2 separate regions of the Homo sapiens genome follow, and region 1 is linked to region 2. Evidence: read pairs that join two places in POLR2A ChIA-PET (ENCODE). Cell type or tissue: GM12878. All regions are shown on one strand. Links, peaks and the distances in the headings refer to the core of each region. The heading gives the core; the rest is flanking DNA.

Region 1 (5,820 bases), core at 844-4,843, 110 kb after region 2:
GGATTGTACTTGTTTTGTTTTGGTCTTGCACCATTACAAACAGGATTGCAATCAAAACTTCTATGTACATTGAATGAAAACTTCTCTAGAGTTCATACCTACATGTGAAATTGTTGAGCTCACAGAAATTTGCCAAAAGGTTCATACAAAAATATTTACTACAGCACTGTTTACAAAGCTAAAAACTGGATACACTGAAATTATACCAACCAATAGCAGAACAGGTATATAATTTTTAATATATTTATGCAATGCAATTAAAGAGAATTGTATAGACGCATACGTGCTGATACAGAAAGACGCCCAAAATTGATTGCTCAGTGAAAAAAAAATTAAGTTATAATACTCTATATAAAATTATCCCATTTTTTATAAAAATAAATGATAAAATTAATAATATATGTACATATTTAGAGAAAAAATAGAGACCAATTTAAGAAATTCATGTTAATAACTATGTATGATATATAAGATAAACTTGTATTTTCTCTATTTTAAATTTCAATAGTACCAGATACACATTACTTCAATCTACACTTATAACCTGAATGAATACATAATTTCTTCTTATCCTAATAATGACACATTTTGCTTTTCTGACCACTAACATCCCTTACAAGACTAACTTTTTCCATTAATTCCTAACCAATTTCTGTTTTTAGCACAAACAATAATAGTCTGTACTTACTTACACTACTGCAATCTCCTTGTTGCTATATCTTGAAATTTTTCAAACTTGAAATTAATTACATTCATTACCACTGCTTTTACCAGGAACCCTTCTGACTCTATAATATTCTCTCTCAGACCTGAATAAATATCATATTATTATAACAACCTTCTAGGTCAATTATGGGATTTCAAGTTAAAAATATATAACTGTAAAATTTAAAGAAGGTGTGCAGTGAGAAGGAAGAGTTGTTCATTCTGGAAAAATATATTTGGATACCCAATCAAGTTTCCTTAGAATGTCATTTACTTGAAAAAATTAACCATTATCCATAAATGATACTCTTATTCTTAAAGAATTACAAAAATTAATCCCTGTATTATTTCTAAATTGATCAGAATTATGGGTTCTAATTCAGTCTAATAAAGGTCACAAATAATTATAAATATTTAGTAAGCTGTTATTCATTGGGCACTATGTGCAAGAAATAGAGGACATAGTGGTAAATAATATAGATGAGCTCCAAGTCTAAAATGGCATCAACTAAATTAGGTGGGGATGAGGCTCTTCATTGCAATCCATTAAGTGCAGCTCCTGGGGCACAAATCCTTCCATATATGGACCCATGAAATGAAAGAGACAAGCCATCCTTCTTCAAACCCCCCAACCTATAATGGTAGGATAGGCACAGCACAACAGCTATAGACATCACAGTTCTAATGGGGGAAAATGAAAAGTAAAAAGGAGTCACAGGGGTCACTGTTTCAAAGGAGTTCTGAAATCCAGGGAGTAAATGGGAGTTTCTTGATTAGGTTTCAAGGGCAGAGAATAATCCTCCTTGGCTCTCAGCTCCATTCTCTGAAGGCTCCATCCTTCTTGGTTCTGCCCTCTGAGTCATCCTTCCTTTTTCATGAAAGGTAACACATGTTTGTAGCTTAGTGGTTTTATCAGACTGCTTCCTGCTGGTAGAATTTTGGGGACTTAACCATCTCCTTTCCTTTTGTAGTATTGTCTCTGACCTTTTTAGATGAAGCTGGCAGTGTTTCTGCTTCAATAAATTTCTCAAGAACTTTGTGGGTCTTCCATGGATTTCACAGGGATTCACACCATAAAAGAAAAGCCACATCCACAGATGTTTTTAAGATTGTCCCTTTTCTATATCTTGGCTTCCTGCTGAGAGGGCTAGAGGACAATGCCCTTCAGCCTCCTAGAGGCCCTCAGGTTTGTGTGAAAAAATCAGTGAGGCACACCCTTAATCTCTTGAAAAGAGCCTTTGTACTGAATACGCTGACATTTTGATCTTTCTGATATTTTTAGCAAAAGTCACACACTCTCAATGCCATACTTTTGAGTATGGCTATTTCTCAATGCCATACTTTTGGCAGCCATTTCTGAATTTTAGCATCTTTTGCCATCTGGAGAGGCTGCGAATTTTCAGTCACGTAATCCTAATCCATTTTCTTTAACATGTCTTCCTTCAACTTATCTCTCTTTTGCATTCTATTACAAGCAGTAAGAGAAAACCAGTAGCAACTTCAATACTTTGCTTGAAATCTCCTTAGCACTACATACAAGCAAGTTCATTGCCCACAAGTTCTTCTTTCCATAAGATGGCAGAATGCACAATTTTGCTAATAGTTCTGCAAGTATATAAAAAGGATCCCTCTCCTTCTAATTTCCAATAACATGCTCCTCACTTCTGAGCCTAACAGCAGTGCTCTCAAAGTTCAGATTTCTACTAAGGGTCTGTTCATGGCAACTCAGGCTGCTATGGTTTGAATGTGTCCCCTAAATTTCATGTGTTAGAAACTTAATCCTTAAATTCATGTGTTGATTAGAGGTGGGGTCTTGGGGGCTAATTAGGGTTAGATAATGTCATCAGGGTACAGTCCCCATGATGGAACTAACGGCTTTATAAGAAGAGGAAGAGAGAGAGCTCTGAGCTGACATGCACACTCTTGCTCTCTTGCCTTGTGATGCCTTCTGTCATGGAATGAGCCTCACTAGATGACGGCACCATGCTCTTGGACTTCCCAGCCTCCATAACCATGAACTAAATAAACATCTATTGCTTATAATTTTCTCTGTCTGTGGTATTCTGTTACAGCAACAGAAAATGGACTAAGACATAGGCTTCCTCTATCATGTTCTGCAAACATTTCCTAGCCTTTGTCTACTGTCTAATCCCAAAGCTGCTCCCATATTTTAGGTATGCCTCTTGGTACCAAAATATGCATAACATCTTGGTGGCTTAAAACAACACTCAGTCAGTTTCTCCTGCTTTTCATCAGTCAGGAGTCTGGGCCTGGCTCAGTCTTATGCTCAAAGCCTCCAAAGCTGCACTGAAGGTATTGGCTGGACTATGGTTCTATGATTCTGATCTAGAGCTTGGGGTTCTCTCTCAGGTTTACTCAGGTCATTGGAAGAATTCAGTTCCTTGCAGCTGTAGGACTCAGGCCGTCAGTTTATATAAGCTGCCTCTCTCCATAGGCAGTTTACAAAATGATTCTTTGCTTTCTTCTAGCCCAGCAGGAGACCATCTCTCTTTAAAGGGCTTACCTAATTAGGTCAAGCCCATCCAGTAAAATCTACCCTCAATAACCTTAAATCCAACTGACTGGGGGCCTTAGTTACATGCAAAAAGCCTTTTATATGCTTATATCCCTCTGAGTCAGGAAAAAACTACCAGAGTTCTCACTCCCCCATCAAGAGCCCCCCGACACACACACATACAAACACATACCTAATTATAGATAATATTTTTTTCTAAAATACATCCATATGGTTGTGTGATTTTCTCCAGTGGTGCTGAACAACCTTGGTTCAGAAGTAAAGAATCTTGACACTAGAACTAATCCAAGAAAAGTGGGTAAGAAAAGGTCCCTAAAAGGTTCTCAACATGAAGCAGCAGGAGAAATTCAGAAGAGGAAGAGAGATCTCCATCAGCCACTTGGAGTAGATAAAGGTATCAGGACCAAGATATGCTAAAGGGGGCAGATAATCATCCTGTCACAGAACAGAAATCTCAATTAGAAGGCTTTCCTAAAAAAATTTCAAAAGACCATAACTGCTCTTACCACACTTTACGTAACCAAGAAGTGGTAATCAGATAAATCTCCTAGGAAAGAGCTTATCAACTCAATTGAGACTACATTTATATGGAGAGGGACAGAGGCAGCCAGGCACATGAGTCAGCTCCCCTGCCCCCAGCACCACCTTCCACTGTGAGGTTTTCAGACTTGACAACAAGGACAATTTATTATTTCACATTGACCAAAATCCAGTGGTTAAATGAGATTACAGTCCTGTTGTATTAGTTTCTTATTGCTGCTGTAACAAATTTTCATAATTTATTGGCTTCAAACACTCACAATATTTTACTATTCTCTAAGTCAGAACTATGAAAATCAAGGTGGACTAAAAGTGTCAGCAGGGATGCATTCCTTCTAGGGGCTCTAGGAGAATCTGTTTTCTTGCCTTTTCCAGCTTCTAGAGGAGACTTGCATTCCTTGGGCTCATGGCCTCTTCCTCTACCTTCAAAAGCCAGCAGCATATCATTTTCAAATCTCTCTCCTACTCTGAGATTTCCACCTTCATCTTATTAGGACACTTGTGATTATACTCAGCCTACCTTGATTACCCAAGATAATCTTTCCATCTTAAAATCCTTGGCTTACTCACACCTGCAAAATCTCTTTTTTACAGAAGGTAACATTTTACAAACTTTCAGGCATTAAGATGTGGGCATCTTTCAGGGGTCTCATTTTGGTTATCACAACTTCCAAATACCTTTCTAATATTCAAACTCAATCATTTCATTTGGGCTGATGATAAAAATGCTCTGTAATGTTTTAATGAGTTTGCTTATAAAGTTTATCTGAAATATATTTCTATAAATTCTTATATTCTCTGACAAAATCAACAGAGGTGTTAGATTGAACAAATTTGATTAGCTAATAGAAATTGTTAAGTAACATCATGTTCTTAAGGAGTTGCTTCAAAGCATTCACAAAGCACCTAATTTATCCTTGCAATTGTCAAATAAGTAAAAGTAGGTATCATAAAAGAAAATTTCAAGTAAGGAAATGAAAGCACACAGTGGCTTTCCTAGATCTCCCAGGGAGAAATTCTGGAAGAAATATGAATAGAACTCAGCTTCTCTTACTCCCATTCAGTAGCTTAAAAGGCTAGGAATAATAGTTACAATGATTCATACTGATTACCTAGTGCCTCTTCTCCAAAGTACTGCAAATCCACAAGAGAAATCATCACAGACACGGTGATATGTCTTTGGTTAGTTTTTCTACCTCCTGGTTTCAACAAAGCTTTAAAGAAGTATAGAGAACATGGAACAATCTGTGAGAAACTACTCCACCTCGAGTGGTTCCACTTGAAATGTAAATAGGTTTGGAAGGTCTTAAGTAAACATGACTTGAAATTTAAAAAACATATATTGTTAACCTGACTGGAAGGTAAAAACAAATTTAGAAGAATAATGGATGTGCTGTCTGGAGGCTATAATTACTGGTGCTCTAACACAGCAGTGTAGCGAGAGGCTGGGAACTGCTTCATGAAAAGTGCTGGGGAACTGGACAGAAATTGGTTGGAATCTCAATTCTTCTGCTTATACTAGCTGTATAACCTTGGACAAGCTACCTAAACTCTCAGATTCCTCATCTTAAAAATAATAATAGCTGTCTTATAGAGTTGATATAAAAATTAAAGGTACTACATGTAAAATACCCGGCACATAAAAGCACTTAATATCTTTCCTACTTGGGAAAAAACTAAAATGTAGGAACAGACTTTCCTGTTAAGAATGTTTGTAGTGGATGCTCTGTTGTGCTGCCCAGATTCTGCTTCAGAGAGGAAGAGTTTATTCTCCAAGCGGCTGGAAGAGCTGCTAATGGAAAGCTCTTTGTTGTCAGCCCCTACAGGGATCGCCTTAGTTGAAGAGAGCCTTTTCACCCAATGTCCACCCCATTAAGAATGACTTGCCTCCAGTGACTGATCAAAGAGCCCATCATCCCAGATCAGAACTTGCCATGGAATTGGCAGAGGCCTCTGTTGAGCCAGCCTGCCAGTTCAGCTTCTCCCTCGGTCCAATCCTGCTTCCTTCCTATGACTTCCCTTCTAGAGGTGTTGATCTC
Region 2 (5,820 bases), core at 1,005-5,004:
CTAGGTTATATTTTTGCATAAAGTCATATTTCTCTCTATATAGCTCTTAGCTTAATGCAATCCTTTTAAAGTAATAAATGAAGTAAAGTAGATAAAGCAAAACCTGTGTCAATGGAAACCAACACAAATGTATTTAATAATATGAAGAAAGCTGGTCTGGCTTTTATAATAATTCCATGATCCTTTCAAAGAAAATCCAAATGAGAAGCATATTCTAGAAGATATATGAGTCTTAAGAAGCTGGTTTATTCCCAAAATATCCTTGATAATATAATTTACAAAAAATACCAATTATCCAGTGGACTTGGTAAAATAGCAGCCTATGACCAAGACAGTTTTACATGCTCAACCTACATTTCACATATGCAGTTACAAAATATTGCTGATAAAAAGGAAATGAGGCACATAAAACTGCTTAGGGAAAACTGCAAAATATACTTGCAATTTCAGATTGAAATAAGAGGACTATCTTCTTGTCAGATTCCCTTACTACATATTAATTATTCATTATGAATGTCAGTTTAGTCTATAATAACAACATTAGAAAAAATACTTATAGTTTATTTTATCTTTTAGAAGAAAAATATTCTATGACTATAAAATAATTCATGTGCAACATTACAGTCTAGTATTTTAACATCAATACCCAGCATGTAACAAACAGTTTAAGTATACCAGGGACCATGATAGATGCTTTTCAGCTGAAGAATAGGACTGAGATTACTTCTGGCTGGGAATTCAAGAAAGCTGTCATGGAAGAGGCAGGAGTTATGAAGGCCTCTGACAGACTAGTAAAATTCAGGCATGAAGAAATGGCTGGGAAGGGCGTTCCATGAGTTGGAAGCAGGTTGAGCAAAATGTAGAGAGATGGGAAAGAGGCACATTTGTGGAATAAAGAAGAGTTCAGTTTGAATAAAATATAATATTCATGGAGGAAATGCTAAGAAATGGAGGAGTCATACACAAAGACTTTGGGCTTTGAAATCAGAAAACCCTAAGCTGAAATTCTGGTATATTTAACTTCAGTTTCATCTTCTGTAAAACAGTGCCTTTCACATAGTGTTACAAAGACAAATGAGGCATGTACAGATACGTGTGTGTGTGTGTGTATGTGTATGTCTGTGTGTGAATACATTGCCTGACACATAGTAAGTGCTCAATAAAATTATCTATTACTATTATTATCAGATATATGAATATAATCATAATAGCAAATAAAACTAGATAGGTGGCTTGATGCCTTATTATGGAAAATCCTAAGTGCATCACTTGCATCACTAAGTAATCATCAAATATAAGTATTTAATAAATCCTAATCTAACAATTCATGAAGCACAATTTTTACGTTTTGGTATTAAGTCAAGAGTTGACAAATTTTTTCTGTAAAGGGCCAGATGGTAAATATTGTAAGCTCTGTAAGGCTACATGATCTTTGTTGTAACTACTCTACTCTCTTTGGGTAGCGAGAAGGCAGCCACAGGAAATATATAAGCAAATGGGTGTGTCCGTATTCCAAGAAAATTTTACTTACAAAAACAAGCAGTAGACAAGATTAAGTTTGTTGGTGATAACTTGTAGATCCCTGTCTTAAGTACTTCCTATGGAAATGTTTTCCCTTTTATGGACAGACCTAGAAGAATGTTATATTATACATTTTCATTTCCATATTCATATTATAGATGAACATTCTCACTGTGTAATTAAAAACTAAGGTTTTCAATATAAAGCTAGAAATTTGTCATTTGTACAAAAAATGGCATTATATCTAACACCAGGGCAGTCCTTTGTACACAGCAACTGTTCAATATATGCTCATTAAATAGATAAATAAATAAGACCAATGAAATCTTTACATTTTAAAGTAACTTTGTTGTAGTGATTGTACATGACTACCACTTCTGGGAGAAACAGTACAGAAATCATAAGTAAAAAAGCCCAAGTATCCTGTTTCAGTATTTTCAGTGAGAAAGTACTCACTATGTACCACTTGAGGAAGATAATATTTAACAGTAATTTAAGAGAATTAGTTAATAATCCAAATAATTAACACATTTTACTTTCTCTAGTGAAGGTTTGTTAAAAAGTAACAATTCTCTTAAATATACCGGGTTTGAACTTCCATTACTATCACCAACAATAGTGTTAAATATTCAAGTCTTAATTAGCCAGCAACTTTACCAGATGAAATGTGTGGTAGACAGCCTCTAGGATGGTCCCAATTGAGCCCCACCTCATGGTATTCACACTTTTGTGAAATTTTGTCCCCTAGGGTGTGAGTTGAACTCGTTGAATTGCTTCTAACAAAGAAGAGATGAGGCCGGGCACAGTGGCTCACGCCTGTAATCCTAGCACTTTGGGAGGCCAAGGTGGGCGGATCACAAGGTCAGGAGATCGAGACCATCCTGGCTAACATGGTGAAACCCCGTCTCTACTAAAAATACAAAAAATTAGCCAGGCGTGGTGGTGGGTGCCTGTAGTCCCAGCTACTCCGGAGGCTGAGCCAGGAGAATGGTGTGAACCCGGGAAGCAGAGCTTGGAGTGAGCCGAGATTGCACCACTGCACTCCAGCCTGGGTGACAGAGCGAGAGTCCGTCTCAAATAAAAAGAATAAAAAAGAAAAAAAAAGAAGAGATGAGTTGTACTTCTGGGAATAGGTTATAAAAAAAGACTGTGGCTTCCGTCTTGTGTGTGTCCTCCTTCTCAGATCTCTTGCACTGAGGAAAGCAAGTAACCACATTGTGAACAACCTTATGCAAAGGCCTACGTGGCATGGTAAGGAGCTGAGGCCCTCATTTCAACAGCCCACCAGAAACTGAACCTTGTTAACAGCCACGAGTTAGCTTGGAAGCAAATCCTTCAGCCCCAGTCAAGCCTTGAAAAGACTGCAGTTCTAGCCAACAGCTTGCTTACAGCCTCCCGGGAAATCTTGAGTCAGAGGCATCCCGCTAAGTCCCTCCTAGTTTCCTGACCCTGTGAGATAATTAATGTTTGTTATTTTCGGCCACAAATAGCAATAGATAACTAATATAGTAAATGTTTGGTTAACGTTTATAACATGGCCAACATGTTTGTGCTACAATGGTGCTTAGACTTTCAGCCTTGTTTTGAAGGAGCTGACTACTTAATGGAAAACATAGAAGGGCAAATATAATTACAAAATTGTGTTACTTATGCTACAAATTCAGCAATATGGGAACACAGAAGAATGAGCCACTAACCAAATGAGGGGGCCAGAGCAGAAAGTTAGGTTATAGGCAGAAAGAGAAAGTGAAGAAAAAAAATGTAATAGCCTTGAGGAATGAGTGCCATCAAGAACTCAAAGAGGGAGAAGCATTCCAGGCAAAGAAAACAGAATATGCAACAGGGCAGAAGCATGAACGAGCATTATGCCTTTGGGAAGCTATAAATAGTTCAGCTTGGCTGAAGCACAGGATATGTGTGGAAAAGTGAATGGAGATGATGTTGGCAAGATAAAGTATTCAGATGAAAGATGGAAAGGTGTATAAAAAGAAAACAAAATTGCCTTTGTAAAAGATTAAATTTTTCTATTTAGGAAAAAAAGTCAGCCACATTGCATTTCTAAAATTACTTTCCTTGAGGCTATGATCAAATGCTACTTTCATCTATAAAAAGAACAGACCACAAGGCTATAGTCACTTTAAAATTCTCTGCATGCAAGAGGCCACATCTGTGTGCTAAAGAGTAGAATGATTGACTAGCAGCTTCAAGCCAATAAGAACTTTGGTCTTATCTACACCAGAGAAGTTCTAGCAAAGAGTCAAAAACTCGAAGAGTTAGAGGACATCTAAAAGTCCAAGATCTCAATTCAAACATAAAAAGCAGTGCAATGAACAGATGGTTGGGAGAGTGTGCTCTCTCCCACCTTTCCTTTACTTTTGTTTCCTCCTCTTTCTCAACCCATGGCAGGGAGATGGTCTTTTAGCATAATAATTCACCAGAGGTATGCTGTAATTGGTGAGCAATATTAGTAGGAGAAATGTTTCCTTGTCTTATAAATTCTCTACTCTGAAGAATCTCAAGGATTTATGAGAAATGCAGGAGTCTTGTAGAATTTTACCTTCCTCCTCCCAGGATGATGCCAAGAATGACAATTCCCTGGCCTTGGCTAGCAAGACTGAACTAGAATCCTGGAGAACTGCACAGTTAAGAAAATGAAAGAGAAAGGGAGGCCATAGAAGATGGGTTCCCTCCCAATGCTTACTTTTATGGACTAAATGTTAAGCAATGAAGAAAGTAAAAAAGAAAGAAAATATTTTGCATCACATCAGTAATCCGTGGATTCTCTGTTTTACTAATGCACTTGTGCTTCAATTCTTATTTTGGCTCTTCAGGCTCTCCTGGTTTTGAGTCCCATTTTAGGTTGTATGCTTTCCCTTTTGTCTTAACAACCTATTCTTTTCTCCGGTTGTACTCTTAGTGGTCCCTGTATTCATCTTCTATATCTTTCTATTCATTCCAAAATTATGTAAACACCCAACCTGACCAAGACACACCCTAGCACTAGCCCACCAGGCCAGAACCCCTACTAAGTAGCCACTGACTCTCTATGAAAGGAAGTTAGAAAATGAACCTGCTGAGAGTAAAGGGGGAAAAAGGTGGATAGGAGGCAGGACTAACTTGCAGCTGCCACTCAGATGGACAGAGCAGCATGTGGAGACCCACATCATGAACTTTTGCTCCAAGAACTACCATAGGAACATACCAGGAAAGCAGAGAAAACCACAGACCCTTTGAAGGAGTAGATTGCCACTGCAGGCTCTGTGAGTCAGCTTGCTTTCTCAGCAGGGAGGTTTGTAGCCTGGGGCAAGTTCTTAGTCCTGCTCATAGGCTGCCTGGAAATAAACGGTGCTGTTGGCAGGGCACAGTGGGAATGAGACTGGCCTTTTGGGCTGTGGGCTGTGTGGGAGTTGGGTGAGGTCTGTGGCTGCTGGCTTTCCACCACTTTCCTGGTGACCTGTGCGACTCAGCAGAGGCAGCCATAATCCCCCTGGGATATAACTCCATTGGCCTGGGAACTGCAACCCCACCCCCAACAGTAGCCACAGCAAACCCCACCCAAGGAGAGTCTGAGCTCAGACACACCTAACCCTGTCCCCACTTGATGGTTATTGTCTGCTGGCCCTGGTAGCTGAAGACTAAGGACATAATCTCTTGGGAACTCTATGGCCCCACCCACGGCCTGATCCTTCCTATACTACTGCAGCTGATGTGCTATTGAAAGCACCACCTCCTGGCTTGAGGACAACCAAAACAAAACCAGCGCACTTAACAAAAATACAACCAAGGACCCTCAGAGAGTCCACTTCACTCTCCTGATACCTCCACCAGAGCAGGTGCTGGTATGGTATCCACAGCTGAGAGACCTGAAGATGGGTCAAATCACAGAACTCTTTGCAGACACTCCCAGTACCAGCCTGGAGCCCAGTAGCTCCACTGGGAGGCTAGATTCAGAAGAAAAATAACAGTCACTTCAGCTCTCAGGAAGCCCCATCCCTAGGGGAAAGGGAAGAGCACCATATCAAGAGAGCACCCCATTAGACAAAGAATCTTAACAGAAGCCCTTGAGTCCTAGATCTTCTCTCTGAAATAGTCTACCCAAATAAGAAGGAACCAGAAAAAAACAATTCTGGTAATATGACAAAACAAGGTTCTTTAACACCTCCAAAAGAACATACTGGCTTACCAGCAATGGGTCAAGATCAACAGGAAACCTCTGAATTGCCAGAAAAAGAATTCAGAAGGTCGACTACTGAGCCAATCAAGGAGGCACCAGAGGAAGGTTAAGTGCAACTTAAAGAA

The links. Peaks named below come from ENCODE experiments on the same cell type or tissue, not always from the same donor. Only the 100,000 strongest peaks of a DNase experiment are listed, where the experiment ranks them.
Region 1: POLR2A ChIA-PET joins it to region 2 with 5 read pairs; 2 of 35 experiments call an interaction of 5 or more read pairs at or near these places.

The regions. Positions count from the first base shown.
Region 1 is chr12:99,564,063-99,569,882 of GRCh38, forward strand. All of the region lies in intron 9 of ANKS1B (ankyrin repeat and sterile alpha motif domain containing 1B), which reads right to left. Among named protein-coding and RNA genes, the nearest start is that of GARIN6, 81 kb to the right of the region's middle. In GM12878, for the core only: no CTCF peak of the experiment used is centred there; no DNase peak of the experiment used is centred there.
Region 2 is chr12:99,450,694-99,456,513 of GRCh38, forward strand. The region is part of intron 10 of ANKS1B (ankyrin repeat and sterile alpha motif domain containing 1B); the gene reads right to left. Among named protein-coding and RNA genes, the nearest start is that of GARIN6, 190 kb to the right of the region's middle. RefSeq lists enhancers at 4,478-4,979, 4,980-5,479. In GM12878, for the core only: no CTCF peak of the experiment used is centred there; DNase peaks (open chromatin) are centred at 2,828 and 3,743.